Regions from separate parts of the Mus musculus genome. Here region 2 is linked to region 1. Evidence: chromatin loops called from intact Hi-C (ENCODE). Cell type or tissue: gastrocnemius. All regions are shown on one strand. Links, peaks and the distances in the headings refer to the core of each region. The heading gives the core; the rest is flanking DNA. Region 1 has its middle 15 kb from the start of Exo5. Region 2 holds the start of Rims3 (regulating synaptic membrane exocytosis 3).

Region 1 (16,403 bases), core at 3,507-11,506:
GAGGAAGAGGTAGGAGGAATGCTGAAAGTTCCAGGCTAACCTGGGTTACATAGTGAGACTCTGTCTTAAAACACCAAATCATTAATAATAACAATAACAGACTTGGGTGCAGCTCAGTGGAAGAGCACCTGCTTACTTAAGACCTTGGTTCCATTTCTAGAGGCCCCTCCCCCCAAAAAAGTATATCTGTTGTCTTAGAACATAACAGAAGTTTAAAAAATGAACTAGCCCCAAGGCAGTAACACTAAAAATCTAAAACAAAACAAAAAACCCATTTAGCTATCTGCTGGTACAGAATTAACAATTGAATATACACACAATGCACTCCAACACTCCCCCATCCATCACTAACTGGGAATACATTAATAAAGCATACTGCAGAAAAAGCACAATATTACAATATTACTGATGTAGCCATGTAAATACTGAGGACATATAGGTGATTGTACTAGCTGGTTTTGTGTGTCTACTTGACACTAGCTGGAGCCATCAGACAAGGAGGAGTCTCAGCTGAGAAAATGCCTCCATGAGATCCAGCTGTAAGGCGTTTTCTCAATTAGTGGTCAACAAGGGAGTGTGAGGTACGTTGTGTGTATATTCAATTGTTAATTCTGTACTGGCAGAAAGCTAAACGCTGACAGAATCTTGATATTATTTCTTATTTATTTTTAAAAGAATATATATATACATATATATATATATATTCTTTTAAAAATAAATAAGAAATAATATCTATATATATATATATATATATATATACCATTGCTCTCTTCAGAGACACCACAAGAGGGCATCAGATCCCATTACAGATGGTTGTAAGCTACCATGTGATTGCCAGGAATTGAACTCAGAACCTCTGGAAGAGCAGTCGGGGCTCTTAACCGCTGAGCCATCTCTCCAGCTCAATATTGTTATTTCTAGGCTCACCATCTGTCTCATATTTTATAAATATTAGTCCATCCTCACTAGACTAGAGGCAAACTAGAATTGTACCTGATTGGCTGTAATAAAGAACTGATGGTTAATAGCTGGGCAAATAGCAGCATGCATGTGCCCTGGTGTGTGTGTGGAGGTCAGAGGATAACTGGTGGGAACTGGTTCTCTCCTTCCGCCATGCTGGCCCTGGGGATTGAACTCAGGCCGACAGGCTTGGTGGCTGGATCTCACTGCTCTCTCGTTTCATTTTTTAAGTAGAAAGAAGTCTTTAAGTGGGTTCCGGGGATACAATTTAGTTCATCAGGCTTGTTCAGTGAGCATTTTACTCATTGAGCATCTTATATAGATAAGAGGTTTTAAGAAGGCCAGACAGTGGTTGTCCACACCTTCTATCCCAGCACTCAGAGGCAGAGGCAGGGAAATCTCTCAGTTTGAGGCCAGACTGGATTCACATAGTGAATTCCAGAACAGCCAGAGATAGACAGGGGGGGGGGGGGGGGAACGACAGTCTAGAAAAACCAAAAAATAAAAAAATAAAAATAAAAAAATAAAGGAAGGAAGGAAGAAAAGGGTTTAATTAGGATGTTTGCTATCGATAAATTGAGTATGTGGAATGATTTCTAATGCAGGAGGAATAGGCTGGGGTGCCGTTGGGTTCTGGGTCTGATCAGGTACCCCTGGTTCCCCACCTTGCCTAATACTTGGGTATACGGCCCAGTCCTCTGTCCCCTATTAACCAGGAGAAAATGTCCTCAATACGAAACAAGAGGCTAGAGCGCCTCAGCTCAGGCACACCTGCAAGCTTGGGCAGCTGAGACCCCTGCTTGGGCTCGCCTTCCCAGTAACCTCTTGGTCTTCTCCTGCCTAAGGAGCGAAACGTTCAGCTGTCCTAGCGGGGGCCAGGAGGGGCTAAGAAACTGTATTAAGATGATCTCTCAAGGCGCCCTCAGAGGGGACACGTCTCGTGTGGTGAGTGCTGGTCCTCACCAGAACAGGGTGCCAAATGTGCTGGCAGAGAGGAGGAGCTGACATGGGCAGGGACTCACGGGCTTCCTAAAGCCAGCTCTGCTCCTGAGTCAGACCACACTGTGTTCAGCTCTGTACAGCCTCAGCTCCAAAGAGTCCCTTAAATGGGTTAGGATAGCGCTGTCCTGAGAACGCAGACACTGGATTCCCTGATGTGTTTCCCAACAAGCATCAGTCATCAGTCTCCTAAAACGTGCCCAGGGGCTTGTGCATGTTTATGGGTTGTATCTTTTTCCCTTCCCTTCCCCTTCCCTCCTTCCCTCCTTCCCTCCTTCCCTCCTTCCCTCCTTCCCTCCTTCCCTCCTTCCCTCCTTCCCTCCTTCCCTCCTTTCTTCCTTCTCCTTCTTCTACTCCTTCTTCTTCTTTTTAACTTTTCAAGACAGGTTTTTCTCTGTGTAGTCTTAGCTATCCCGGAACTCACTCTGTAGAACAGGCTGGCCTTGAACTCATAGAACCTACATGCCTCTGCTTCCCCAGTGCGCCACCACCACTTGCTATGATTTAGATCTTACAAGTTTCCCAAAGGTGAAAAGCTCGGTTGCCAGCTTATGGCATTATTGGGAGGTGGCAAGACCCACTGCTGGTATAACTAGGGTGTGGTGTGAGGAGAGCGGTGTCCACAGCACAGCCAAACTAGTTCTGCAGGGCAGGATGGGAAAGATCACTGAGACTAACGAAAACACCCAAAAGCTGCCTACCAGCCACAAGGTTTACTGAAGCTTAGGAAGTCTGTGGCCCACGCTGGACCAGTAGCGCTTTTCTTCTCAGCAATCCGTTTTTTATTGCCCTGCTCGCCACAGGAAGAGAGGCATTAAACTGCCCAAGCAGCCGCATCCTTGGTTTCCCAGCCTGCTTTGTCCTCGGATGACCAGCAATCTAAGGAACAGCTGACTTAGCCTGTGTGGGAAGTCGCTCTCCTCTTCTGATAAGGCTACTCCTCTGGCTCCCATGGAGGTAAGAGAGCTTCACCTCAACTGGACAGTCTGGCTTCACCCTGCCTGCCATTGTCCCCTTGACTGCCCGAAAACCTTGGGAACAGAAAGGGTACTTTAGGGACTTGGCGGTTAATGCCACTGCCTTGTTTTTCTCAAAGATCATACTTGGGGCTTCATGGGAAGAAGTTAAGTTACTGGAGCGTGTCCTTGAGGGGGTCTGTGGTATACCGGCCCTGTCCTCTCTGCTTTCTGACTGCCATGGACTCCTCGGCCAGGTACACTGCTGACCAAAGCAGCAGAGCCCTGAGAGTTGGGGCTGAAACCTCTGATGAGGAAAGCCAAAACAAATCTTCCTACTTTAAAACTGATGATCTCCGTGTTTTGCTACAGCTACAGAAAGCCATCTAGTGCAGTCACTTGAGCTCAATGTAATTCTCTGGAATAGGGTAGAAACAGCTTACTTCTGCTTTCTTAGAAGAGGCCACAGGAGGGACCAGGGTTGCGGCTCAGTTAGCAGATGCTTGCTTAGCCTCCAGCAAAGCCCTGGGTTTAATCTCCAGCATCATGGAAACCCCAAGCACTGTGGTACCTGCACTGGAGAGGCAGGGGCAGGAGGATCAGAAGTACAAGGCCACTGATGACGTCATAGTGAGTTAGAGCCAGCCTGGACTACATGAGACCCTTTCCCAAAATACAAAGCAAAAACAATTCACAGAGCATATGTGTTTAGACTGTAGAATGCCCTAAGTAGTATTTGACATGTAAATTCTAGGCCCTGATTAACCACTCCCACCCACTGAAACCTGTGTCCCCATCATGGGGACATAAATGCAAAGAATTGCTTATTTTATCTATTTTACTTGTATTCTTGTATTCAGTTTTTCCCAGTTTCTCTCATTATTGTTGAAATATGCTTAGCATATAATCTGCCTTTTTTTTTTCCTCAGGGAGATCTGGATCAAATCTTCATTATTTTCAGTGTCCAGGTCACTGGTGTTGGTGTACAGCTGTCTCTGTCTGTAATTCTGTCCATCTCACAAGAACCGAAACTCCCCTGTGGCATCACTTCCTGCTCCTCCCAGGTCCTAGCAAGTCACTTAGTGGGGTCACACTGCTCTTATCTTTTTGTGACTGGCTTACTTTACAGAGTATCCTTAATTCTCATTAGCACAGTCAAATGTGTCAGAACTTCCTGTTTCACAATGGGACAGAATTTTATTCTATGGGAAGCACACATCTGGCTTACCCATTCATCTGTCAATGGGCCCTTGGATTTTGCCCATGTTTTATATATTGTGACTGACACTACTGTGGAACCTGGATGTGCAAATGTCTCCTCGAAACCCCACTTTCAATTGTTTTGGGTATGAACCCAGAAAAAGTGTGGTCCCACGTTCCACCTCACTGCCCGGGTGTGTGAACTCTACTCAGGCAGAAGAACCATAGAACGCTAGGCTGTATTTTACCCTACACCGACAGCAGGTGATGGGCTTGCAGGAAGCTCCAATGCACTGCTCAAGGGGTAGGAGAATGCAGCCTAGGAGGGGACCTCAGCCAAGCTGAGGCTGAACGAAGAGTTGAGGAGTCGGGGGTTCCCAAGCTCCTGGGCATACAAACGGCCCTGGGCCTGTGAAGAGGTCAGGGGGTGGGGAGGGGGTGGGGGTATGGGAGAGGGAACTCAGGTTTAGCTTAGTGGCAACTGTCCAGGATGGAGGAGGGATCTTGTGCTGGAGACTCAGGCTGCAGCTCTGTGCAACAAAGGCTTCCTCCCTCCCTCCCTCCCTCCCTCCCTCCCTCCCTCCCTCCCTCCCTCCCTCCCTCCCTCCCTTCTTGATAAGAGAGGCAGTCCTTGGTTCCATTGATTATTCATCGTGGAGACTAGGGACATACCCTTTCCTCAGGGTGGACCAGAGATTTTGCATACCTTTTGCAGGAAGGAACTTAGTCTGGGAAGGGAAGCTTCATTGGCCAAACCCTCAGGGTCCATCTAGATACCTCATTAGCGTGCAGAACTTTGTGTTTTGTGCTAGGCCACGTTCTTCTGTGTGGAGTTGTGGTCACGTGTTCCAGGCCAGGAATCTGGTCAGGAGTAGGGAACTCCTACTGTCCTCAGGTGGATGCCAGCGGTTCTGAACCCACTCAACCTTACCAAGTTTCCTGGCACAGTCCACTGCCCCACAAAAAAGAATTATTGGACCTTTGGTCTTCTAATATTCTGAGTACCTGCCTGCCATACTCTATTGCTTTCAATTTCCACCCACAAAGCATCAGAGTTCCAATTTCTTTTAGTCCTTATAATGTTTATTGTTTTCCATGCATTGATATTGATAGTGGCCATCTCTATAGGTATGAAGCAGTGTCTCACGGTAACTTTGATTTACATTGCACTAATAATTAGTGGTGTTGGGCAAACACCACTAATTAGTGCACTGGCAAACATATTAGCCTATTTGTGTATCTTTGATTTTTTGGTTTTTTTGTTTTGCCTTTTTGTTGTTGTTGTTGTTGTTCTGTTTGAGACAAGATCTTGCTTATTTATTTATTTTAAGATAGAATTTCGCTGTGTAGCCCTAGCTGATCAGGAACTTACTCTGTAGACCAGGCTGGCCTCAGACTCAGACATCTGCCAGCTGATGCCTCCTGAGTGCTAGGATTAAAGGTGTGTACCACCATGCTCAGCTCCATTTTATTCTCTTGAGACTGGGTCTCTAACTGAACCTGGAACTCACTGGTTTTGGCTAGACTGGCTGGCCAGTAAGCTCCATCTCTCATATGTACAGTGTGTTACATGCGCTGCTTCCCCCATACACATAAGCAAATGTAAGAACATTTTAAAAAGATCTCTAAGGGGGACTGGAGTGACAGCTCAGCAGTTAAGAAACTGGATGCTCTTCTAGAGGGCAACAGTAAAGTATGTGCTGCAAATCTACAGACACAGACAAAATATGTATACACAGAATTGTAAAACTCTCTATGATAGTACCCAGCACTGGGGCACTGGATTATGGGCTGTCAGTCTAATCTTCCACCATATAAAACCACTCAATGCATACACAGCATAGGAGAAATTCAAGATCCCTCTGGGTCACTGACATTTCTCAGACACAGGTAAGGAAGGGACTTTTTATCAACAGTATTCATTTATTAGTATCATTCATTCAGGCACTCATTTTGCAGGGCTGAGGATTGAACCCAGGGCCTTCCATATGCTAGGCCAACATTCCACCATTGAGCTACATCCCTAACCACATGAGATAATTTTATAAAACCTACAAAAAAATATGGTTTTGTTGAAGGGATGATTTAAAAAAACACCCACAACAACAACAAAACCCAGAGTCTTACGTAGCCCAGGCTAGGTCAAACGTGCTATGAAACTCCTGATCTTCCAGCCTCTGCCTCCAGAGTGCTGGGATTACAGGTGTGCACTACCACACTCAGTCAGAGGAGACAATAATATTCTTCTTCTTATTATTATTATTGATACAGGATCTCATTATGTCACCCTGGCTGGCCTGGAACTCTCTCTGCAGATCAGACTGGCCTTGAGTTTGCAGAGACCCTGCCTCTGCTTCCAGAGTGCTGGAATTAAAGGCATATCCCACCACAGCCTGTCTGATATTTTAGGACTAGCCTAGATCTTCATTCCTGGGTCCTGGAAGATATCCTTTACCAATCTATGCAATTTCTAGGCAAACATACAGACATAAAGCAGTCAAGACTGCGAGCCCCCACTCTACCAGCCATACAGGTGACACTAGCTAGTGAGCTATGCTAGGCTTTATTTATAAAGGAGCTGGCGGCCACAGTTTGGCAACCTCTTCACAATCCCCTCTCATAGTTATTATTGGCACAGGTGTTGGTCTCATGTGCAGTTCTCAGTGACTCACTTTCGGCAGTCGGTGGAATCTTCAGCGAGGCCTTTTCTTTGGCAGGTTGCTCCTCCCTACTCCGTGAACATTGATGCTTCAACAGCCAGTTTGCTTTTGAAACTGTCTCACCATGTAGCCCTGGTTGATCTGAAACTTCCTATGACTGGGCTGACCTTAAACTCAGAGATCCACCTTCCCATGTCTCCTGAGTGCTGGGACTAAGGGCAGGAGTCACAGTATCCAACCTTGATAAGCCAGTCTTCTGTCATTGTCCCCTCACACCACATGGGCCTGGGGCTGAACTATGGACACTGTGTGACTGATGATGGCTAAATGTGCTGCTATAGTTTTTTGTTTTTGTTTTTGTTTTTTGTTTTGTCAACTTGACACAAGCTGGAGTCATCTGAGAAGAGGGACTCTCAATTGAGAAGACTCCATTAGATTAGCCTGTAGTTCGTTTTTTGTTTTTTTGTTTTTTTTCCTTTTTGTTTGTTTGTTCTCGTCTACCAAAGCTTCAGTCTTTTCAAATGGCTCCTGGCCAGGAATTCCCCGGGAGCAGGATTTGGAACGGATAGTAGTCTCCATCCTATACCATAGACTCCTGTTTTCAGACAACATTTTGAAAATAGGCATTACGGGGGTATAATTACAGATGTAATGTACTCTTTCTGTTGTTTTGCTTGGGGGAGGGTAGGGTGTGGCTAGGTAACCTAGACTATCCTTGAACACTTGATCCTCATACATCAGTTTCCCAAGTGCTGGAATTACAAGCCTAAGCCACCACACTTAGTTTACTAATTGACGTTCCCCACGCCCCCTGCAAATTAGTCTTGAATGTTCTAAAATTTCATGTAATGAAGGCATTTACCCTTTGTGTAATACCTTTCCTTCAGCACGCACATGTTGTTGTCATTTTGACACTTCATCCCTGCTGTTGCTTTTGCAAGCACAGTAGTGTCCTATGGTTGCCCATCTCAATATGCCACAGGTGGATTTTCCCCCACTGTGGGTAGATGTGACAGTTATACATCTGTTACTTCTTCCAATCTTCCTTCCGTTGCCTGTTCTGTCATAGTTCCTTAAAGGTAGTGGTTTTTAACCTTCCTAAAATTGTGACCCGTTAATAGAGTTCCTCATGTTGTGGTGACCCCCCAACCATAAAATACTTAGGCGACTAACAGATGACGCCCCAAAAAGGGTCGACCCACAGGTTAAGAGCAGCGGCTTCAAGTTTCTTTCAATGAGAGCACGACATTTTGTCAGTAGATGGCGCTGCAGAGCCATTGCAGCAGGAAGGAACTTGCATTTCCTTCTGGTGAGTTGTTTTACTCTCCCCGTCTGTGCCAACAGCACATGCATGGGCTATCTGTTTGTGTTTTGCCCCGACTACATGTCCCCATCACATTAACACCTATAAAGATACAACCCTAGTCCAGAGCCGCCTTGAACAATGCTCCCAATGAGGACACTGCCCATCTCAGCTGGCCCGGACATGGACATTCGTGACTCCTGTGTGCCAAGTCTCAGCTTCTGCTCCAGGGTGCTTCCAACACCAGGTCTTGCACCATTCTGTGTGCAAGTAGGTTCATGACTATTCTGGGCACTCGTGTTTCTTCTACCAAGGCTAGCCTTTGTAGCACAGCCGACTTCTTACATTATCGTACATGTTTGCTAACAGGTTTGCGTCACAGCTTTAGGAAGAGTCCCACCTTCCAATTTGTTTCTTTGGGTATCTTCCTTCAGCTTTAGGATAGTCCTTAGGTCATTTTGAACTCGGGGCCTTGTGCGTGCTAGGCAAGTACTCTACCACTGAAGGATACCAGGCTTTTCCCTCTCCTTTTACATCTTCATAGCTGCTCCAATGCTAAATTGATGTGTTTTTCTTTTGTTATTATCTTTTCTTGAGACAAGGTCTCCTATGTAGCCCAGGCTGGCCATGAACTTACCATGATTCTCCTACATCTACTTTGAAGTGTTTGGATTACAGGCATGAGCCTACTAAACTGGCTGGTTTGTTTTAACATTTCCTTCTTAAGCTGGGCATAGTGAGGTATCCCTGGCCTCAGGTTAAACTACACATTGAGTTCCAAAACAGCTTGGGTCACAGTAAAAACATGTCTTAGAAAGAAAAAAAAAAAAAAACGGAATTAATTATATGATTACTTAATAAAGTCCCTCTTTCAAATTTCTACGTGGTTTCAATATTTGGACTGCACTGTAACAGACAGTTTGTAAGTTTGTTTCCATTTGGGGCTTTCATGAGTGGATAAAGCTGTTTTGGATGTTCTCGCCTTTGGGAAGTTGTCTTGTCTTTTCCTCCTTTCTTTCCTTTCTTTCTTTCTATCTTTCTTTCTTTCTTTCTTTTTTCCTTCCTTCCTTCCTTCCTTCCTTCCTTCCTTTCTTTCTTTCTTTCTTTCTTTCCTTCTTTCCTAGAACACTCCCATGTTATTTATTTTTTTTTTGTTTGTTTGTTTTTGAGAAAAGGTCTCACTGTGATGCTCTGGCTGGTCTGGATCTTTTTTTTTTTTTGTAAAATTTAAAATTTTATTGATTTAAATACACCAGCCATTTATAAAATCATGATAATAATTAAATTACAAAATGAGAAAAAGCAAAAGCAAAATCAGCCCACCAAAAGTATAATGGAGCATAGCAAGCAAAATGTTCAGGATTTTATAAGAACAGATCATGCATGTTACTTAATATTAGCACTGACCATTCATTCAGCTCCAGTTAAATATCATTCAACTCAAGGAAGAGCGTCAACAGATGCATTTCTGGGGAATGTGCTATTGCATGTTAATGACCAAATAGTGAGTACATTATCTATTAATAACAAAAATAATCATTATGGGAAAGCATAGTTTAAGTCCCTAACACAGAGTATGAAGGCTGCTGAGAATCAGGTCATAGGCACATTTGCAGCTGAACTTATGCATTGCGTTGTGCACAGCTGCCCTTCAATTATTTCAACTCTTACCTGTGAGTTGCTTGCTTCTAACTGCGCGCATAATGTACTGCTATTCCCACGGTGTCCAGAGGCTGAGGCCACACCCAGGTAGATACTCTCTCACTTAAAACCAAGAAGTAGAAGAATTTTGGATCTTCCGTTCTTGTGACTTAAAATTAGGACTCGGTTAATTTTTTATTAATCTTAGAACCTATTTTCAAACAAGTTCAATCCCATGTTACTTCCGGTTTTGACAGTAGTTATCCATACATAAGTAGAACTTTCTTCGTTCCGTGTTAGGTGGATTTGGGGTTAAAAATTCATTTTTCCAACCATGTGGAGTGATTAATTGCCATTTCTTTTTGTTTGTTTATTTTGTTTGTAGAACATGATTTTAATATTTTCAACTGCTAATATTCAACAAACTAATTATTTTAAGATATATTTTGTTGTTATGTCTCACTTTTCATTTCTGATTTTATTAATTTGGATCCTGTCTCTGTGCCCTCTGGTTAGTCTGGATAAGGGTTTATCTATCTTGTTGATTTTCTCAAAGAACCAGCTCCTGGTTTTGTGGATTCTTTGAATAGTTCTTTTTGTTTCTATTTGGTTGATTTCAGCCCTGAGTTTGATTACTTCCTGACATCTCTTGGGTGTATTTGCTTTTTTTGTTGTTCTAGAGCTTTCAGGTGTTGCTGTCAAGCTGCTAGTGTAAGCTCTCTTCAGTTTCTATTTGGAGGTGCTTAGAGCTATGAGTTTTCCTCTTACCACTGTTTTCATTGTGTCCCATAAGTTTTGGTATGATGCATCTTCATCATCATTAAATTCTAAAAAGCCTTTAATTTCTTTAGTTCTTCCTTGACCAAGTTATCATTGAGTAGAAAGGTGTTCAGCTTCCATGCGTATGTGTGCTTTCTGTTCTTTTTGTTGGATTTAAGACCAGCCTTAGTCCATGGTGATGTGATAGGTTGCATGGGATTATTTCAAACTTCTTGTATCTGTTGAGGCCTGTTTTGTGACCAGTTATATGGTCAGCTTTGGAGAAGGTACTGTGAAGTGCTGAGAAGAAGGTATATTCTTTTGCTTTATGAAATGTTCTATAAATATCTGTTAGATCCATTTGGCTCATAACTTCTCTGAGTTTCACTGTGTCTCTGTTTAGTTTCTGTCTCCATGATCTGTCCATTGCTGAGACTGGGGTGTTGAAGTCTCCCGCTATTATTCTGTGGGGTGCGATGTGTGCTTTGAGCTTTAGTAAACTTTCTTTTATGAATGTGGGTGCCCTTGCATTTGCAGCATAGATGTTCAGAATTGAGAGTACATCTTGGTAGGTTTTTTTTTCTTTGACCAGTATGAAGTGTCCTTCCTTATCTTTTTTGATAACTTTTGGTTGAAAGTTCAGCTTGTTTCTTGGGACCATTTACTTGGAAAATTGTTTGCCAACCTTTTACTCTGAAGTAGTATCTGCCTCTATCTCTGAGGTGTTTCCAGTATGCAGCAAAATGCTGGGTCCTGTTTACATATCCAGTCTGTTAGTCTACGTCTCTTTGGGGGGAAATTGAGTCCATTGGCGTTAAAAAATATTAAGAAAAAGTGATTGCTACTTCCTGTTAGTTTTGTTGTTAGAGATGGCTATCTTCTTTTGGATTTGTTGAAAGATTACTTTCTTGATTTTTCTAGGGTGTAGTATCCCTCCTTGTGTTGGTATTTTCCATCTATTATCCTTTGTAGGGCTGGATTTATGGAAAGATATTATGCAAATTTGGTTTTTGTCATGAAATATCTTGGTTTCTCCATCTATAATTGAGAATTTTGCTGGGTATAGTATCCTGGGCTGGTTTTTGTGTTCTCTTAGAGTCTATATGACATCTGCCCAGGATCTTCTAGCTTTCATAGTCTCTGGTGAGAAGTCTGGTGTAATTCTAGGCCTGCCTTTCTATATTACTTGACCTCTTTCCCTTACTGCTTATAATATTCTTTCTTTATTTAGTGCATTTGTTGTTCTGATTATTATGTATCGGGAGGAATTTCTTTTCTGGTCCAGTCTATTTGGAGTTCTGTAGGCTTCTTGTATGTTCATGGGCATCTCTTTCTTTAGGTTAGGGAAGTTTTCTTCTATAATTTTGTTGAAGATATTGACTGGCCCTTTAAGTTGGGAATCTTTGCTCTCTTTTATACCTATTATCCTTAAGTTTGGTCTTCTCATTGTGTCCTGGATTTCCTAGATATTTTGGGTTAGGAGCTTTTTGCCTTTTGCATTTTCATTGACTGTTGTGTCAATGTTTTCTATGGTATCTTCTGCATCTGAGATTCTCTCTTCTGTCTGTTGTATTCTGTTGGTGTTGCTTGCATCTATGACTCCTTGTTGGGCCCCATTTTGGCCCTGGTTTGGGCCTTGAGGACAAAACTGAGCCTGGCTCGAGTTTCTGTGGCCTTGTGGGAGAGCCTAAGCCTGGTTTTGAGACCTGACTCAGTCACTTCTGTATCAGGGTGACTAAGCAAAACCTGTTTGGCCCTGCCTCTGCCCCGCAGATGTAGAGTTTTGCCATTGGTCCTGCCATTGCCTCCATACCATCCATCACCCTTCCCGCCTCCTATGTCATCTTACTCCACAAAAATCCCCTCCCTATGTTTCGAACTTATATAAGGGAGAGAGGCTGATACCATAAAGTTGAGTTCCTGCTTCGACAAGACCCCTGGCTTGGTGTGTTTCTTTTGGACCATCGATACTTGCCATACTGCTCAGCCACGGAGAGACCCTGGAGGGACCAGGACCTTGCTCCTCTCCCCTGGACCTGCCTGCAAGGAGCCAGCAACTCCTGATCTCTTTCCTAGGTTTTCTAACTCCAGGGTTGTCTCCCTTTGTGATTTATTGTTTCTATTTCCATTTTTAGATCTTGGATGGTTTTGTTCATTTCCTTCACCTGTTTGATTGTGTTTTCCTGTAATTCTTTAGGGGATTTTTGTGTTCCCTCTTTAAGGGCTTCTAGCTGTTTACCTGTGTTCTCCTGTATTTCTTTAAGGGAGTTGTTTATGTCCTTCTTAAAGTCCTCTATCATCATCATGAGAAGTGATTTTTAGATCCGAATGTCGCTTTTCTGATGTGATGGTGTATCCAGGACTTGCTATGGTGGCATAATTGGGTCCTGATGATGCTAAGTAACCTTGGTTTCTGTTGCTTATTTTCTTTTGCTTGCCTCCCGCCATCTGATTATCTCTAGTGCTACCTGCCTTGCTATATCTGACTGGAGCCTGTCCTTCCTGTGATCCTGGTGTGTCAGAACTCCTCAGAGTTCAGCTGTCTCTGTGATCCTGTGATCCTGAGAGCCTGGGTGTATCAGAGCTCCTGGGAGTCAAGCTGCCTCTGAGACCCTGAGATCCTGGTGTGACCAAGCTCCTGGGATCCTGAGATCCTATGGTCCTGGGTGTGTTAGAGCACCTGAGAGTGGATCTTCCTCTGGGTGTTGTGGGACTGGCTGCAGAGTTTGTGGCCAAGGTCTGCTCAGAGCACTGGCCCAGACCAGAAAGGGGAAGATGTGTGTTCATTACTCCTGATAAACACTGAGGACCGGAGTAGCTGTATCCTGTGGTGAGAGCACTTGCTTTGTGAGGCACTGCCAAGCCGGTTCCCATAGTGGCTGCACCATCTGACATTTCTCTCAGAAATGATCATTCACTCTAAGCAGAAGTGTAGGCGTGCTGTTCCTTCATGATTGATGCTAAGAATCTTCTCCCGTGCTCACCCAGCATTTGTGTAGTTTTGTAACTTGTCTGTTTAAATCTTTTAGCCTGTTTGACTCATGTTGTTTATTTATATTTGGATTTTTGAAACAGGGTTTCTCTACTTAGCCCTAGCTGTCTTGAAACTCACCTCGTATACCAGGATGGCCTTGAACTCACAGAGATCCATCTGCCTCTGCCTCTGAGTGCTGGGCTTAAATAAGTGTGCCACCATGCCTGGCTTGGACTCATCTTGTAATGAATCAATCTCTCTCTCTCTCTCTCTCTCTTTCTCTCTCTCTCTCTCTCTCTCTCTCTCTCTGTGTGTGTGTGTGTGTGTGTGTGTGTCCCCACTCCCTCTTTTTTCTTTCTTTCTTTTTTAAAAAGATGGGTAAGATATGTTAAAAGACATCAATTTTTTTAAAGATTTATTTATTATTATATCTAAGTACACTGTAGCTGTCTTCAGATGCACCAGGGGAGGGATCTCATTACAGATGGTTGTGAGCCACCATGTGGTTGCTGGGATTGGAACTCTGGACCTTCAGAAGAGCAGTTGGTGCTCTTAACCACTGAGCCATCTCTCCAGCCCCTCTTTCCCTCTTTTTTCTTTCTTTCCCTCTCTCCCTCTCTCTCCCTCTCTCTCTCTCTCTCTCTCTCTCTCTCTCTCTCTCTCTCTCTCTTTCTTTCTTTCTCTCTTTCTTTCTTTCAGACAGGGTCTCGTTATAATAGTCTAGGCTGTCTTGAATTCATTATGTAGCCCAGGTTGGCCTCAAATGTCACAGCAATCATCCTAATTCAACCTCCCAAGGGCTACGATGACAGGGCTGGGCCACTATGCCTGGCTTCTTAGGAATCTTAATAGTGACTTGGAAAAAGAGAAGAAATCTAACTTTTGTGAAACCCAAGGTATCTTTTTTCCTCTGTTTATAGCCTAAGATGTTTATCATAAGGTTGTGAGTTTCTGCCCCCATTTCTCATTTTAGTGGTTTTCTTGATTGATGTTTGTGCTCTGCTTTGAGTTAACTTTCCTCTTTCTTGTCTTTCTCTCTTTCAATGGAATGCTTCACAAATGTGTGTCATCCTTGTGCAAGGCCATGCTAATCTTCTCCATATCATCCCAGTGTTGGTCTCTGTGCTGCTGAAGCAAGCATGGTTAGGTTAGCTTCTCTACAGTGTTAAGGAAGGATAGGTTTATATTTTCCCACTCAAATGCAACCTCCCTGCCCCAGGATCTTCTTGGTATTTTTGGATGGCTGCTTCCAGGATACCCCACAGACACCCAAGTCTGAAGATTCTGATGTTCTTTATATAAAATAACAAGATGTATCCTACACACAGCCTCCTGTTTATCTTTATATACCTAACATAACATAGATGATAGAAAAGGAGTAGCTATACTGTATTGTTTACAGGATAGTGACTATGGATAAAAGTCTTTCCATGTACAGTGGAGATAGACGTCTTAAAAAATATTTTTAACCCATGACTGGCTAACTCTGGATAAAGAATCCACAGATATAGTGAGCCAACTTCTTACATCTGCAGTCCCTGCTATTGGGGGTGGGGGGAAAAGGAACCTGAATTACTTGGTAAGGGAATGCCACTATTTGGAGGTGTGGCCTTGTTGAAGTGGGTATGGCCTTGTTGGAGGAAATGTGCCACTGTGGGCGTAGGCTTTAAGACCCTCATCATAGCTCCCTGGAAGCTGGCCTTCTCCTAGCTGCTTTCAGAAGAAGATGTAGAACTATCAGCTCCTGCTGGACCATGCCTGCCTGGATGCTGCCATGTTCTTACCTTGATGATAATGGACTGAACCGCTGAACCTGGAAGCCAGCACCAATTAAATGTTGTCCTTTATAAGAGTTGTCTTGGTCATGGCGGCAGTTCACAGCAATAGAAACCCTAACTAAGACAGTAACTTTGTTAAAAATCAACTGATCTTGTATCTTCACCCTTCTCTCCCACTGACCCCTGTGTCTGTTCTTATAACACCGTTTCTACCTTGCAGTAGTCGGGAAGTGAGAGAACTGTCTTAGTTACTATTCACTCACTGTGAAAAGTCACCTGTAAAGGAAGCCAAAGAGCCAGTCAGTGGTTAAGAGCACTGGTTCATCTTCCAGAGGACTCAACCTCAATTCACAGCACTGGTCCAACGGTTCACAATCTTCTGTCACTCCAATCCTGCAGATATGACACTCTTTTCTGGACTCCTTGGGTGCTGGAAGCACATGATGCACTGACATACACCCAGGCAAAACACACATTTAAAACAAAAAGCAGAAACCTGCAAGAGGGAAAGATTTACATTGGTTTCTGGTTGACGCCTACATAGTCCATCACAGGACTAGGCAGTGTGTGGCCCTGTAGTGGTGGTGGGAGTGTGGAAAGTGTGTTGGCAACTGGTTGTTACATAGTTTTGGTTATGAAACAGAATTTAACAGAAACTGGTTGAAGTCAACACAACCTCCAAAGCATGACCACCAGCTGAAGACAAAGTATCCCAACCAACAGGTGAGCTGCTAGGAAGCTGTTAATTCTTGAAACATAATTTCTCCTAGGTCCAAGAGATGCCTCACATGCCACCCAAGGCTGGCATCCGAGTGAGATCCCCAGAACCTATGTAAAGTTAGAAGGAGAGAGCCAGCTCTACAAAGTCATCCTCTGACCTCCATATGTGTTGTGGCATGAGTGCCCACCTATCACACACAAATAAATTTAAAAGAGAATTTCTCCTAATTGCATTCTTTTAAAAAATTGACCAACTATTCAAGATCCTTTGCATTTTCTGTTTCTATAAAAATTCTCTTGGGATCTCTCTCTCTCTCTCTCTCTCTCTCTCTCTCTCTCTCTCTCTCTCTCTCTCTCTCTCTCTCTCTCTCTCTCCGTCCCTTCCTTTCTTTACTTAAGCAGTCTCTAATAAAAAGTCCTGTATGCAATACCTCTAATACCTCTACTCCATCT
Region 2 (16,403 bases), core at 5,427-13,426, 61 kb after region 1:
CAAGTCAGCGTCCTCTCTGGATTGTGAGCTAGGTAACATGAAAACCCTAGTGCTAGATGACAGCTCAGGTCCCTTGTTCAAAACCACTCTTTTCCGACAGCGGCAGCAGAAAATTAAAAAGTACGTGGTCCTACTAAGCACAGGATTTCTCCCACGATGGCCCTTGTGTGAGGCCTGACACAGGCCTTACAATTTCCAGTGAGATTTTTCACTTTCCTCTTCCCGTTTTATAGTTGATGACATTAAAGTTTAGATACCATCTTGTTCTGCTTATGAACTGCTGGGTTAGGATTCAAACACATAGCAGTTTTCAAACCTCTACACCTTGCCCTCTGACTCCCTAGAGGCTGGGAAAACCTGGTCCCAAGGGCTGAGCTTCGGTCAACAAGGCTGAGATGTGGCTCAGCCCACAGAGAGGTATCTAGAGAGATTAGAACTGCCTCCCTCCTGGGAAGAGACACATAAACAAGGGCTCCCTGGGTACCACCTCTGCTGCTACTCAAGGGAGGGGCTAAGAGAGGACAAAAGGTCACTCACGAGGAGGCTCACTTGTGCCCATAGGTTCCAAAACACACTCTCTGGAAGTCTGACCTTGTCTCCAATCCTTAAAACCCTTTAGGGGTTGCCTCTGGCTTCAGGATAATCCTCACATCTCTCCTATCCCACTAATCCAGGGTTGTGGAGCTTGGCTGTCTCTGAGCCTGCCACACACCCCTCCACTACACCACCGGGAGCTGTAAACACTGTTGCCTCTATCATCCTTGCATCTTTGCCTACATGGCATCCTCCATGCTCAGCTAAGAGGATAGCCTCTCTGGCAGCCCTTCTAGAACCTCAAAGTAGGGGAGCAACCTGCAGTGGTGGGTCTATGAACCTTGCTCTCAGCACGTCACCTGTGTAATCACCTGCTCTACACCATGAGCCTGCTAGAGTGATAGCCATAGAGCAAGGTGCTGCCTGGTCCCTACAGCTTGTGTACCAACAGCACCTGGGGGACTGACCACAGAGGCAAGAGTGCTCCCTCCTCCTCTGCCTCCCTTTCTTGTTTCTTGTGAAGTGACCTTGAAAGGTACCCTGGGTTGTTTTGTTTTGTGTTTGAGACAGGGTCCTGTGTAGCCCAGGCTGGCCTCCAACTTGTTATGTGGCTCAGTTTAGTCACTCGCCATCCGCTGGGATTACAGAGTGTACCATCAGACTCAGCTCTTTCTATTCAGCTATCTTGAACTCTTAAGTGTGAAGAGTCCAAACTTGCAAGGGATGAGAATCACCGGAGAGGGTTCCACCTGCCCTAGGCTGGCTGCATAGTCTGACATCACACTTAACCCAGAAGCACCTTCTAGGTAGCTGGGCCAGTCAGGATGCAAAGCATACCTGGTTTGAGTTTCAGTTTTGAAACAAGGTCTCATTCTGGAGCCCTGTCTGGCTTGGACTTTGCTATGTAGACTAATCCTACAACAACCACCCTACTGCCCCTGCCTTCCCTATCACAAGGCATTCAGCCATGCACCACCAAGCCCAGCAATAATTCTTGCTTTCCAAAGCCAACTGAGGCAAGGGAGGTGAGCTGGAAAGCTGTAGTTGTCACAAGTGGAGGACATGAACCTTACTCTGTCCGATGCCCAAGTCCCTTGTCTTCTCTCTGCCACTGACCCCACACCCTTGTGACTCACTACTCAAAACCAATCCATCTCACCCACAGAGCTCCTATCCAGTATCAGATATCCCTGTGCACACAGCCCCACCATGAAAAGAGGCCGGTGGCCAAGTCATCTGTACACACTGTGAGAGAAACACCCCCAGGCCAGGCAAATGCAAATGGGGGAGGCACCCCCCCCATTATCAGCAAAGTACTGCTGTAGGAGAAGTGCTCTGCACCCCAAGTCAGCAGAATGCTGGAGGCAAGAGCCATTGCCATAGTCAGCACTTCCCTACACCCCTGTGCCTGGGCTCCTGACAAGAGTAGGGGACACAGAAAAGCCTTCCAAAGTAGGGCTCCTGAGGTCAAAGAGCCCTGGGGCGGCTAGCACCTGGGGGTAAAAGGTTTCAGCTGGGGAGTGGGGCAGACTCAGGTGAGAGATCTCGCATGGCACTAATGAAATCAACCACCAGCCTCCCTCCCCCTCCCCTGAGACCCTCCAGGCTCCAGCTGATGCAATGCCCAGGCCTGATAATTGTTTTCTTCACTCCTTAAAGGGCCAGCTACTAGCTATGGACAGATATTACCCAGACCCCTGACAGCCCTGCCCCCAACCCCCCCCCCCCCCCCCCCAGCTCAGAAACTGCTCAGGGTGAGCAGCAGAGAACCAGAGGCAGCGGCAGCGGCAGCTCTGAGTACTCAGCCAGCCAGCAGCTTCAAGCCCGGGCTCCAAAGAGTAAAATCCAATCAATGTCCAGAGACTAGGAGTGGCAGAGGGAGCAAGAACAGTTAAGACACCAACACCTACACTGAGCACATCCCCTGGAGGAAGGGACTAAGGTCCCTGCTGAGTCCTCAGCTCCTGGCTCCAGCATGCCTGCCCCAGCAAATGCTTGGCACAGTGTTGCTTATAGTTCAGCAGTTACCCACTGAGCTCAGGAGGGCTCAGGGAGAAGCTGCTCAAACCTACCACTGTATTTATTCCTCCTAAAACCGTAGGACTGTTTTGCCGAAAGAGGCTCGGAGAAAGCAGGTGATTCCTTCCTTTCATATCACATAGGCAGAAAGTAGCAGAGCCGGGATTTGAAGACAAGTTTAATCAGCTCTGGGGCTCTATCCCTTGTAAACGGCCAGATGGTTGGAGAACCCAAGGAAGTCCCTGAATACCTGGTTTAAGCACAAACTGCATGGACCCCTCCCCAGCAGGCCCCTGCCCAGAGAGTGTCCCACTGGGCCATCCTCTTCACTTGCCTATGGGGACAGAGTTGGCAGTTGCGTGATTGTGATTACGGACTGATTGGTGGCTGGCAGCAACTGTGGAGATGGGTTGTCAATCCCTTGGTGAAAGACCCTCTTTCCACCATTCAGGCCCCAAAACCCAGTGAGAAGTCATCACCAGCAGAGAACAGAGCAATAGGAAAAGCAGCTGCCTTCCATCTCTCTCCAAGATATCACCCTTAGAGACAGGGTTGGACACAGCAATTCCCCCAGGCCCAAGCCCTGAAGGCCCCTGATGGCACTGCTAGCTAGGGCCCCTTGTTGCTCTGGCTTAGCTACAACATTTCCCACCTTAGCCAGGGACTACAAGAGCTATAGAGGGACCATTCATTCGCTTCTGAGATACTAGGAGGGGAAACCCACTCCTTGAGGTTGGGTTGTACAGAGGTAATGGGGGCCTGGGATCCAGGCAACCAGGAAGCCAGCCAAGGAGACCTATTCTCCCAAATGAACAAGATGCCAGAATAGCCCATGAAGGGTCTTGCCAAGCTTCCTTGAAGCCTTGGGTGACCCATCGTGCCCCTGACCACTTTTTCCCAGCTTCCCAGAAGCCCCTTCTTTCACCCTGAAGCTGCGTGAGCACCACCTCTCTCCTTTTTACTAAGAAGGGGAGTGTTTCTCTGGGTACAATGGTGTCACGTTGGAAGGAAAAAGTGGCCGCTTCCCAACCAGGGTACAGGCAGGAGGGAGAAAGGCAGGCTACCTTTCCAGGAGGGATTTTAAGCACTTTGCAAAAATGCCATGCGAAGCAATGCTGTTGAAGATCAGGGCCCCAGGTGAAACCCTGAGCGTCAGCAAAGTACTCCAGATTCTAGGGTTCCTACCCCATTTTCCAGGTTTCCTCAGGCTCAGCCCCCGCCCCACAGTCATCCCAGGTTGTGCGCATCGCGGAGCCTCCCCCCCAAACCCTCCCCCCCGCCCCCCAGATCTGGCATACATCCCTACGTAGCGCTCGGCGGCCGGCCGGAACCCCCCTTCCCGGCGTGGTCCCCTGCCCTGACCGCAGCCCCCTCCCCACGCCCACTCGCAGGCGCGCAAGGCCTGCTGACTTACCCCGAGGTGGGGCCGGGGTCCACGCCTGGAGCGGGATTCCGCTGGCGGAGTGGCGCCGCAAGGCGAGGCAGGTGCTGCCCCGGGACCCCGCCCCGCGGACCCGGCGGTAGGCGCGGCCCGGCCCCGAGCGGGCGCGGACTCCGAAGGGGTAGGGACGCGGGGCGGGGAGGGGCAGCGACAGAGACTCACGGGGGCATCGCCCGCCACCGGGCCGGACAGCTCCGCTCCGCCCGCCTGCGCTGCTGGCTCCGCAGTCGCCACACAGTTCTCAGTCGCCGCCGGGTGCAAAGCCCAAGCCACGGCTGGCGGGAGGAAGCGGGCCCTGGCAGGGGCGGGGCCTAGGGCTGGTGGGAGGGATTAGTGGATGGGGCGGGGCCAGATGGGGCGGGGCCCGAAGGTGGGCGTGGCCTCTGGAATCTGGATCTTCTAGGTGTATCCTTGAGGAGTAGGCCTGGAAGAAGTGAACCTCTAAGAATCAGGGGTTGGGGGCCGCTCAAGTCCCTAAGATGCTCCTCCTGTCCCCTGCCTGTCCACTCTTCTACACAATCTGTTCCTTCTCAAACTTCCTTGTCCTTGGGGGCACCTCCCAGGTGCCTCCATCTATTCTGAACAAGATCAAGGAATGTCAGATGGTGAGCAGTAAGGCTAAACACCTTACAAACATAGAGTCCATTTTAAAGACCAAAAAAAGGGGGGAAACTTTCGGAGGAGAAATGACTTGCTCAAGTGCCTGCTGTAAAAGATTTTCTGGAAAGAGGGAGGGAGAGAGAGAGAGAGAGAGAGAGAGAGAGATCAGGAGTCACAAAAGAGTGCTGCTTTTGAAGATCAGAGTTCAGTTCCCAACACCCAAGTCAGACAACTGTTACTTCAGCTCCAAGGAATCTGATGCCCTCTTCTGGCACCTGAAGGCTCCAGCACATGTGTGCACATACACACACGAAGTGAAAGTAAGTCCTTTGTTTAAAAAAAAGGAACTTCCAATATACTTTCAGACTTCAGGTAAGGGGCCTATGACCCATATTAGCTCCTTTGCCACCTGTGGCAGTGCCTTTCAACTGGGGACAGTTTTGTCCTGAAGGGATTTTTCACAATATCTTGAGTTACTCGTAGTTTCTGCAATTATGAGGGGTTTCCAGTAAGAACCAACCCTGGAACTGTGCTGGCCAGTCCTGATACCAAAGAGTCCTCAGGCCCTGTGTCAATAGGACTGCAAGTGGGAACCCTGTATTACTGTTGGTTCTCTAGAGGGACAGAATTTAGAGAAGAAACACATACACACACACACACACACGCACACACACACACACACACACACGCACACACACACGTACACGCACACATGTGGGAGGGGATTTATTAAAATGGCTTACAGGATGTGATCCGGCTTGTCCAACAATGGCTGTACAATGGAAAGTCCAAGAACTCAGGAGTTATTCACTCCACAAGGCCAGATGGCCTTCAATATCTGCTGGAATGCCAAAGAAGTGGGTTCAAATGTTAGTGACGGACTGAGGTTGCCAGTGAGGGTGAGGGCCAGTATGCAAAGAGAGCAAGCTTTTTTTGCTTCCATCAACAGTGGATCTTTCAACCTCAAACGATCCAGGGTAAAAGTGGGTCTTCCCATTTCAAATGATTTAATTAAGGGGGAAAACTCCTTCATTGGTATACCACTTGGGTTTCAGTTAATTCCCAATAAGGTCAAGTTGACAACCTAGAAAAACCATTGCACGAGGCTTGGCATCTGCCTGAATGGACTTCAAATGGATGTGCTGACTTAAGACCCAGCAGTTTAGGCTTCTAGAGAGATAGATGGCTTAGCGGATAAGAGCACTGGCTGCTCTTCTAGAGGTTCTGAGTTCAATTTCCTGCAACCACATGGTGGCTCATAACCATGAGATCTGATGCCCTCTTCTGACATGCAGGTGCACATGCAGATAGAGCACTCATACATTAAATGGACAAACAAACAAACAAACCTTTAAAAAAATTAAAAAAAAATTAAAACGACTTGGTGGCTTAGGACTTGAGGTTTCCTGTCCTACAGTCCTGCCTGGTCCCAACTTGGCTGTGTTTAAGTGAGCTTAGGGCTGGTCAGCTCTGCTTTCAGACTGGAAGGATTGTTTGTTTGTTTCTCTGTGTAGCCCTGGCTACCCTGGAAGGAACGCTGTAGACCAGGCTGGCCTCAGACTCAGGAGATCTGCCTGCCTTTTTCTCCAAGGGTTGGCATTAAAGGTGTGCACCACAGGCTCGGCTACTGCTGGAAAGTTCTTAATTTTGCAAAATTTAAATGAGGAGTGGGAAGGTGGAAAGAACCAGATAAATGACTCTAATTAAAGGGCTTCCCTCACCCCATTCTATACCTTCTCCACATGGTAAACTGAGGCCCAGGGATGTGGAAAGCTGGGTCCCTCAAGGTGTCAGCTGAGACTCGTGATTGCATTTGTTTATTAATGATAATGTCCTTACCGTCTAATCTAGACCTAAAACCAGAGTCTGTGTGCTAGGCTGCTTGTTTCAGAGCAGGCAGAAGAATTAGATTAAAGTGGGCACTGGGAGGGCTGGGGGAGTTATCTGGAACAGTGAGGGAGGTGACCGATGGAGAGCACAGAACTGTGAGGGTTAAAGTGCCTGAGGGGAGTCTCTTGCCTCTCTCTCCTCGCCTCTCTCTCCTCTTCTCCTCTGTCGCAGCGACCTGTAAGTCAGGCACCACCTTTGGCATCATGGTCATTTTGCCTGCTGTTGAAAAACCTTGGACTTCCTTTCTGAAGAGATATACAAATGTACATTTTGTGTATAAGTTCAGGTCCCTCAAAACTATGTGTGTGCTTCCAGAAGATTGAAGTGAGTTGGCTCTTAAGTCCAAATAGAAGAATTAAGCATGCAGAATTTTAAAGTTAAAATTAAATTATAGTTCAAAAAACATATTATAAAGTTCACGTTGATAACACAGTATGGTAGCGAAGCAGGACTAGGCAGATCCATGAAACAAAACGGAATACAGAAATAGACCCACTGGTGACTGTAGTTGCACAGAAATTAAGCATTTCATGAACCTCTAGATGAGAGAAACTCGAGGTCTCCAAACACAAAGTAATTCAAAGGAGATGGAAATGCTAATTGCCCAGGCTTAGTACATATTGTACAGAAGTGCTGAACTAGCACACTGTCCTACATAAACAAATACAATTAGTGTGTGTTAACGAAATACTTTTAATGTTTAATGGAGAGGGAAATGTTAACTACCCTGATCTGATCATTGTACGCTGTGTTTACATGTATTGAATTATGACTCTCCACCCCATGCATTTGTACAATAACTAAATGTAAGAAACAGGCCCAGCCACACTGGGGAATTCTGGGAAGATGAAGATAGTGCTTCAGATAAATCAGGGGTGGAGGGGACTGATGGGTCATGCCTGTAAGCTCGGCACTTGGAAGACTGAGAGGGAAGACTCGGGAGTTAGAGTGTAGCCTGAGCTACACAGCAGGACCTGTCTCAAGAGAGCAAAGATGGAGACAGAAAAAAATAGGCCGTTCATCAAGTGGAGAAAGAGAAGAAAGCCATGCCTTACACAAGTAGGGAAATAAACTCCAGGTAGAACACATTTAAATAATTATAGCATATGACACACCGAAAGGAAAACACGGGCGAATATTTTGAACATCAGGAGACCAAAACCATTTTGTAAGCTGAGAAGCCGTAACAGAAAACACTGAGACATTCATTTTCTTGTCTACCAAAGAAATGACCATAATACCAAATTTGAAAGACAAGTCATAAATTGGAGGGAATAAATGCTCTCCACTCTGCCCCTCTGGCCTGTTGTCTCTTCTCCCAAGCCTAGGGGGAGTACACAAAGAGGGCCTGTGAAAGTCTGGACCAAGCACATTGCGGAGACTCTTCCTAAGGCATCCCGGCCAGCGCCCACCTGTTCTAGGACCGGGAAGGCCCGGAAACCCCGGCTCTGCCATCTGGGTCCTCAGCAGGTGACAAGGCTGAGCCAGAGAGTCTGCCCGCAAGCTGCTCACTACTTCCCTCACGTGGCCATTCTGGAAACTGCAAGTTTCAATTCAAGCTACTTCATATAGTTTGTCTGTCTCTTTTCTTTCTTGAGAAAAGGTCTTATTATGTAGTCCTGGATGTCATGGAACTCGTTTCGTAGACCAAGATGGTATCGAATTCCCAGAGAGCCACCTGCTTCTGTCTCCTGAGTGCTGGGATTAAAAATGTGAGCCATCAAACTCAACCTGAGAAGCAGTTTGGTTTTTTTTTTTTTTTTCCTTTTAATATGAATACATTGTCACTGTCCTCAGACACACCAGAAGAGGACATTAGATCAAATTACAGATGGTTTTGAGCCACCATGTGGTTGCTGGGAATTGAACTCATGACCATTGGAAGAGCAGCCAGTGCTCTTAACTGCTGAGCCATCTCTCCAGCCCCAAAGCTTTTTCTTAAAATAAGTTTTCCCCCTTAAGAGAGTGAACGTCTACATAGTTGCTAAGTTAGTTTATTTGTGCGAGCAAGTGTGTGTGTGTGTGTGTGTGTGAGTGTGTGTGTATATACATGCCAAAAGTATTTGGAAGTCAAAGGATAACTTTCAGGAATCTATTCTCTCTACACTGTGGGTTCATAGAATCCTACTGAAGACCTTTCTCAAAAACAAAACAAACAAATAAAAGGGTGAGGCACTGGAGACAGAGACAGAGAGACAGAGAGTTCAGCAGTTAAGAGCATTTGTTGTTCCTGCAGAGAACCCAGGTTTGATTCCCAGTACCCTCATGGTACCACATGACTCGTGACTGTTATTCCAGCTCCGAGAGATCTGACAGCTTCTTCTGGGGTCACCTTTGCAGGCACCAGGCAGGCATGTAATACCTATACATAATGCAGGCAAAACATTCATACACAAAAATAAACTTTAAAAATGAAAAAGCAACAAAGCATGGGACAGGAGGGCTGTGTGGCCAAAAGGCCTTGTCAGAAGCCCCCTGGAGGCCACCTGCTGCTATTCTTCCATAGAGCAACTATTGAGAGCCAGGCACTACTTACTGGGCATGGAAGAGTGCATAAGACCCAGCTGAAATTCACAGCCTGGGTTAGATGTGGAGAGGAGATAGGAAAGGCAAAGAAAGATTCCAAATTCATAACGTAGGCACCCTAAAGCAGGCCTGGAAGTCTGGCCGAGGAACACTTTTCCTCTATGCATCCTCTGCCTCCTCCTTACATTCTTTTCTCGGGCTAGAAAACAGGCGACCATGATATATACCTCCAAAGCCTTGCTGTGGGTTTTGGAGCACGCTTCTCCTGCCTGTATCCGGGCTCCAGCTTTCTTGGGAGCTTGGCTCACCAGGTGCCTCTGCTGATTGCAGCGTTCCCCTGTCCCACCGCATGGCTCAAGGAGCATGTGCTCTGTCGGTCTCAGCCCACATGTCACCTTCCCTGGAAGCCCCCTGCTCTCTTGTCATCCCTGGCCAAGATGGCTCTCAGTGTGTGCTTCAGGGTGCAGACTGCGAAGCGCAACATGAACAGAGCAGGCTTTGGCATCGGAGCCCCGCTGTGCTGTTGATTTTCTGGGAACGGCTCTGAGTCTGTTTCCTTCAGCATGTGTGAAATGTGCTGCGGGCTTCATAGGGGAGTTGTAAAGCTGAATGAGCAAATGTATATAAGCAACAGTGATCAAGACCCAGGGCTGGGTAAGTTTATACTTCTGAGTTCTTTTCTGCTTTCATCTTCTCTACATCCCAAGTTCCCAAGGACCCAAAAGAGGACAGGGAAGAGGAGGAAGCTATCCATGATGGCACTGAGCATGCATAACGATCTGGCTGCTGCGTTAATCAGGGAAAGAAATGGTGACTCCGGGGGGGGAACGTTCCAGGCAGGCTCTCTGGACCCTTGGGCCTCCAATCATAATCGCAGCAATGGTGTAGTTTCTGTGTGACTCATGTCCATTCTGAGGAAAGCCACCCACTTCAGCATCATCTCTTGCATCCCAAGAGTCCATTCCAGGACCAAAAGCAGAGCTCCTGGAGAGGCTGGCGTGGGGGTGCCAGCAGGAAGGTGCTGCCAACTGCCCACAAGTGCCTCTTCATCTCACTCTACTTCTGTCTCTGGATGGGAACATGAGCATGAGACCAAAGGACCAGAAGGAGCATGCAGGAGTATGCCACCTTAGTCCTTCCATCCTCTAGACCAGAGCAGGTGGGGCCAGCACCTGAGGCAAAGGACGCCATTTCCAATATGAGCTGCTGACATTTGATGGCCCTGCACAGGCCAGCTAGAGTGTCTCTAGGATCAAAGAACAGGAGGAAGTTTCCAGGTGGCAGAGGAAATTGAAGTAGAGAGGCCCGAGACAAGCAGGTCTTGGGCAATTGAGCCACCTACAAGCTAAGGTAAGAGGTATAAGTATAGTGTGGAAGTACGGAGGAGATCATAGGTTCCAGTCTAGTCTGGGCAACATGGCATCCTACCAGGAGTGACAACAAACACCCCATTGAGCTGGAAGCTCAGACTTCCCTAGTCATTTTGGGCTTTGAATGCCCTTAAACCAACAGGTTAGGAAAGGAATAATAGTGTTAGGAGGGGTGATAGATGCAGATTACCATGGGGAAATTGGACTGCCTCTCTACAATGGAGGTAAGCAGGATTATGTCTGGAGTGCAGGAGATCATTTAGGGCATCTCTTAGTACTACCATGTCCTGTGATTAAAGTCAATGGGAAACTACAACAGCCTAATCCAAGCAGGATGGCAAGGGATGCAGACCCATCAGGAATGATGGTATGGGTCACTCCTCCAGGAAAAGAGCCAAGACCTGCTGAGGGTAAAGGAAATACAGAGGGGATAGTAGAGGAAGGTAGTTATAAATACCAGCTAGGGCCATGTGACTAGTTGCAGAAACAAGGATTATAAAGTAATACGAATGCTTCTGTTTTATTTTGTTAAGAACACATTTGTATAGCTATTTGTGCTTTCTTCCAGTTTCTTTAACATCAATCAGTATTTAAGTTGAGATACTAAAAGAATGTTCCCAAGGGACATTGCCCCATTGTAAGTTTACAAATGTGCTTGCAATTGTACGAGGAATGATTATATCATGTTAGGCGTATTCATGAACTTGTTATTGTTTCATGTGGACATGAGATATTACTTGTGTCAAGTTGACAAGGGGTGTGGATTGTAGTGGCTATTCCTGGTTGTCAACTTGACTATATCTGGAATGAACTACAATCCAGAATTGGAAGGCTCTCCTGTGATCCTGATCTTGAGGCTGGGAGATACAAGTTTCTGACCTGAATCTTGGCATGGAGATCTTGTGGCATAGTGGCTATGAATCCCAGGAGACCAAGGCAAGGAGATCTCTGAGTTCAAGGTCATTTGGGACAAAGCAAGTCCCAGATCCAGGCATGGTGGCACACACCTTTAATCTGGGCCACACCTTCTGCTAGAGACCTACATAAGGACATTGGAAGAAGGAAGATTCTTTCTTCCTTGCCTGCTTGCCTTGTGGGACTGAGCAACTGCTAGATCCTTGAACTTCCATTCACAGCTGCTGCTGACCACTCTTGGGGAATTGGACTACAGACTGTAAGTCATCAACAGATTACCTTACTATATAGAGACTACCCATAAGTTCTGTGACTCTAGAGAACCCTGACTGATATAATCTTAAAATTTAAAAAAGAAGAGGAAGAGGAGAAACAGGATTAAAATAAAAATGAAAGCAGAAAACGGAATGACTTTAGGCATCGGATGAAGGGGCAGTGTTGTCTGCAAATGGAGCTGGAGAAGTGAGTGGGACAAGAAGAGAACAGGATGAGAACAGAGTTAGACCTGCTGTCTTAGCGAGGCTTTTACTGCTGTGAACAGACACCATGGCCAAAGCCACTCTTAGAAGGACAGCATTTAATTGGGGCTGGCTTAGAAGTTCAGTCCATTATCATCATGGTGGGAGCATGGCAGCATCCAGGTAGGCATCGTACAGGAGGAGCTGAGAGTTCTACGTCTTCATCTGAAAGCTTCTAGCAGAATACTGACTTCCAGGCAGCAAGGATGAGGGTCTTAAAGCCCACATTCACAGTGACACATCTACTGCAACAGGGCCACACCTTCTAATAGTGCCACTCCCTGGGCCTAGCATATACAAACCATCACAGCTGCCTCCTGCCAATCAGCTCCAGGTCTTATGAGAGATACTCCTTGTACGTGAACCACGTTGACTAGGTTCCTATATCTTGTAGCTCAATAAGCCTGATTCCACTGTCTGTCCCTCTTTGGAACTTGGTCTCCTGAACCATCTAAACAGTCCTTTCCGGATCATGGTGGCAAGGCAACAGGGTCTGTTGCTGGCAAATGAGATGGGGCTTGGAGCACTGACATCCCAGCTCCCAAAATAGCTTGGTGGCTGGTTAGTGGATCCAACACACACCTGGCTTTGAATCTGAGCCCCATTGCTACAATCTGCCTCCCCCTTCCATCACAGCCTTTGTTGGATTACAAAGGAGAGGAAGCGCTTGGAGGCACTCTTGGCAGCATCCTCTGGCTGCTAAATGCCCTACCTGCCCCCTTAACACCTTCCCTGACCACTTTAGCCTCTGCGACAACTTCACTGCCAGGCTTGTTTCAAAGAAAGAGCTACCCCAGGAAGATTTTGAGACAAAGAAACTTTTCTTCTTTGGCATTGACATTTCCTGCCTCCCAACTGCTTGGCTCTCATGTCTGCCCTGCCTTCCTCCTTGGCTAGGAACCATGTGTTGGTGACAGGTCTTTGCTTCTCTATGGTGCTTTGTGCTTTTCAGAGCCTTTCACAGGCTCCATCTTGTTTGCTGATCACAGAAACGCAGGGAGGGGCAAGGAAAAATAGAAGACACCACTTACTGTCCCCCACCTCCCCTCTCCAGTTAGAACTATTTTATGGGCTTTAGAGGGTGTCTTACATAGACCTGGCTGCCCTTGAATTTTATGTGTAGCTAAGGATATCACTTTTGAGTTCCTGATTCTCCTGCTTCCATCTCCCAAGGGCTGTGGTTTTAAGCACATGACACTAGGCCAGCAAAACAATTTACTTAAAAAGTTTTTTTGATAGTTTTTGCCATGTGTCCTAGGCTGGCCTCCAACTTATCCTCCTGCCTCATCCTCCTAAGTAGTGGGATTACAGGCATGCAATGCCACACTTGGCTGATACACACACACACACACACACACAGACATATGAATGAATGATTTTCAAGACAAGATTTCTCTGTGTACTCTGGCTCTCCTGGAACTCACTCTGTAGACTAGGCTGGCCTCCACCTGCCTCTGCCTCCAGAGTGCTGGGATTAAAAGCTTGTGCCACCACTGCCTGGCTTGAAAATAAATTTTAATTATCTCTATGCTACTTTTAGAACAGGCATGGTGGTACACTTCTCTAATCCTGACACTTGGGACACAGAAATAAGCAGATCTCTGTGAGTCCTACGCTAGCCTAGTCTACACAGTGAGTTTGAGGATAGCCAGGACTACATAGTAAAACCCTGCCTCAAACAAACAAACAAACAAACCAACCAATGAAAATATTGAAACTGAGTTTCTTAATGACTTGCCTATAATCACACAGCAAGTTAATGGCTAAATGGAATCTAGATAGTTTCCAGGCAAGGACCACACTTTAATGTCGTTATCATCTCAGGATTTGCCTGACCCCAGCTTGCAAAATGGTACTGACATAGCAAGATACGGCCATGAGAAATAACACTCCTGTGGCTGCTGATCATGGTTTGCAGGAGGCATTTACAATAACCCCTCCAGAGACCTGACTGCCCCACCATGTCTTGGGTAGCACCAAGAGACTGCAGAAGAAGTCTGGAATGGATGCAAGGGTTTTGTGACAGTTCCTCTAGTGTTGGCAAGGAGAAATGCTTCGAAACCACTTCCCGTTTTGATTGCTGGAAACAGGGTGGAAGGTAAATCAGAATTTAAAGATTCCCCCATTTTGTTCCTCTGTCAGGACTGCTAAAAAGTAAAAATAAATGAATAAGAAGCAGATGCAATAGACTTTGACTCCTCTTTCTCCCTAAACTCTACTTTGTGACAAAGACACACTTTCCTGTCCCCTGTTTTGGGCTCCCTTGTCAACTGTGTCCAGGGGTTCATTGGATACTTTTGGAGCCCTCTGAAGCTGTCACAGCAGAATCAAATTATCTCACGATGCAAGCTGCAAGCTCTCTGTGAGACAGTCCTAGGGTGGAGGTGCAGCACAGTTGATAGAGTGCTTATCTGGTGTGCACAAGGACCCTGTTTGATCCCCACACAGAAGAAATCTAGCATGGAGATGCATGCCTATAACCCCAGCACTCGGGAGTGGAGACAGGAGGATCAAAGTCGTTATTGAGGATGTATCAAATGTGACACCTGCCTAGACTACAAGAGTCCCTGTCTCAGACAAAACGAAAGGAAATGACAGTTTTATTGGTGAGGGAGTAGCAGTCCCCCAGTGCTTGTTGGGGGTCTGCCCTCTCTTCTTGGCAGTGCCCTGGCTGAGTGCTCACCACACCCCTCTGACCGTTTCACCTCATTCCACAACAGCAAGACCCTATTGCCGGGGAGCCGGCTATTTCTGTCAGCCTTTTCTGAGGACCAAGACAAAACTGTGTCAGTTGGGGTAAAGACAAGGCACCAGAGCTCAAGCAAGGAATTTAGCTCAGTGAAATGTTTAGAAAGATTCTAGAAGACCTGGAGGGGGAAAAAGAGTAAGGTGGAATAAACTTAGTAGCAGCAAGAAACTCCTACCACCCCAAGGCCTAGTGCAGTGGTTTTCAACCTGTGGTATTCGACCCCTTTGGGGTTTACATATCAGATATTTACATTGTGATTCGCAACAGTAGCAAAACTGAAGTAGCAATGAAAATAATTTGATACTTGGGGGTCACCACAACATGAGGAACTGTATTAAAGGGTCACAGCATTAGGAAGGTTGGGAACCACTGTTCTAGGGGATCAGATAAAAGGGTGTAATCTGTGCTCCTAGCACAGGGTGTTTAGTTTTGTTCTGTTTTGGTTTGGTTTGGTGTTTGCAATGATGCTACGAGCAGGATGACCAGCGATCTCTGGGGCTCCAGGAACCCTCTGCCAGCCCTCCAGACCACTGACTGTGACAGTGGTCTGCCTCCAACCCTTCCAGAGACTCCACCCTTAAGCACTAGCTGCTGCCAGAGTTCCAGCAGATGCGGAGAGAACAGCAGCTTTGCCTTTCAGACATTCAGGCTGCCAGCCTCTCTTCAGGCACCGAAGTTCCTACCGGAACTTTCTATTGGTCAACACGACAAGAATCCAGGTGGCAGGAAGAAATCTGGGAGATGTATTTTGTTGAGGTGTGAGGGGCGAAAGCGTGTTCAGCATTCTTCAATACAAAGCAGTGTGGGAAGGCGTGTGGGAAGCTGAGAGCCAACAGATGAATGACTACAAGGCACAAATACTTTTGTAACTTGCAACTCATTTTGGTACCATTCATAGACCATTATAGAGTCCATAATGTATTGGAATTTGGGGTGGTAGTGAGGATCAAATCTAGGACTTTGGGGCTGACGAGATGGCTCAGTGGTGAAGAGCACTGACTGCTCTTCCAGTGGTCCTGAGTTCAATTCCCAGCAACCACATGGTGGCTCGCAACCATCTGTAATGGGGTCTGATGCCCTCTTCTAGTGTGTCTTAAGACAGCAACAGTATACTCATATAAATAAAATAGATAAATCATTAAAAAATACTAGGACTTTGTACATGCTAAATAAGTGTTCTACCTTTGCTACGTATTATATATTGGATTCTGTCTGTCTGTCTGTCTATCAGTCTATCAGTTTATCATCTATCCATCTCCTTTGTGTTGCTGTTTGAAATAGGATCTTGCTAAATAGCCTAGGCTGGAATTCTCTCCTGTGCTGAAGTTATAGGTTTAAGTCACGCATGATAACCCATCCACTTCTCTCGTTCTACCAGCCCCTAAGTCCTTTCGAGGACCTATGTATTGTAAGGAGGCTTGTTTCATCTGGTAGAGCAGGATTGAACCAATCAGGGCGCTCAATACTTCTGGCTGCAATGATTGACCAGGTGGGCATGTAAACATAGGTGGTCCAATCAGAGTCTGGCAGAAAGACTCTCTTCCTTGCTACTTGTAAATGGAAACGTGCGACATTTAGAACTGTTGACAATTGTCTTGGGCCAGTATGGGAAGTGGAAACTAGGAAGGGAGTGATGATGGTGGTGGTGATGTTGTTGATGGTGATGGGGGATGTTGGTGGTGATGGTAATGGTGATGATGGGGGTGGTGGTGATGGTGATGATGGTGATGATGATGACAGTGGTGGTGGTGGTGGTGGGCTCATATGTAACTCACTGTTGCCACCAGAGGGAATTCCAGCAGAGTGGACCAGGCTCATGCACCATACAATGTTTCATCAGT

What was found. Peaks named below come from ENCODE experiments on the same cell type or tissue, not always from the same donor. Only the 100,000 strongest peaks of a DNase experiment are listed, where the experiment ranks them.
Region 2: it touches region 1 in a loop (4-fold over the local background); 19 of 42 quality-filtered maps call a loop at or near these places.

Annotation. Positions count from the first base shown.
Region 1 is chr4:120,901,650-120,918,052 of GRCm38, reverse strand. It overlaps the pseudogene Gm12871 and the pseudogene Gm24678. Among named protein-coding and RNA genes, the nearest start is that of Exo5, 15 kb to the left of the region's middle. In gastrocnemius, for the core only: a CTCF peak has its summit at 8,031 (motif pointing right); a DNase peak (open chromatin) is centred at 8,066; H3K4me3 peaks cover 201 bases.
Region 2 is chr4:120,842,687-120,859,089 of GRCm38, reverse strand. Rims3 (regulating synaptic membrane exocytosis 3) reads right to left here and starts at 4,291. Exons shown (of 8, transcript NM_182929.3): 1 at 3,968-4,291. In gastrocnemius, for the core only: a CTCF peak has its summit at 8,023 (motif pointing left); DNase peaks (open chromatin) are centred at 7,929 and 9,442.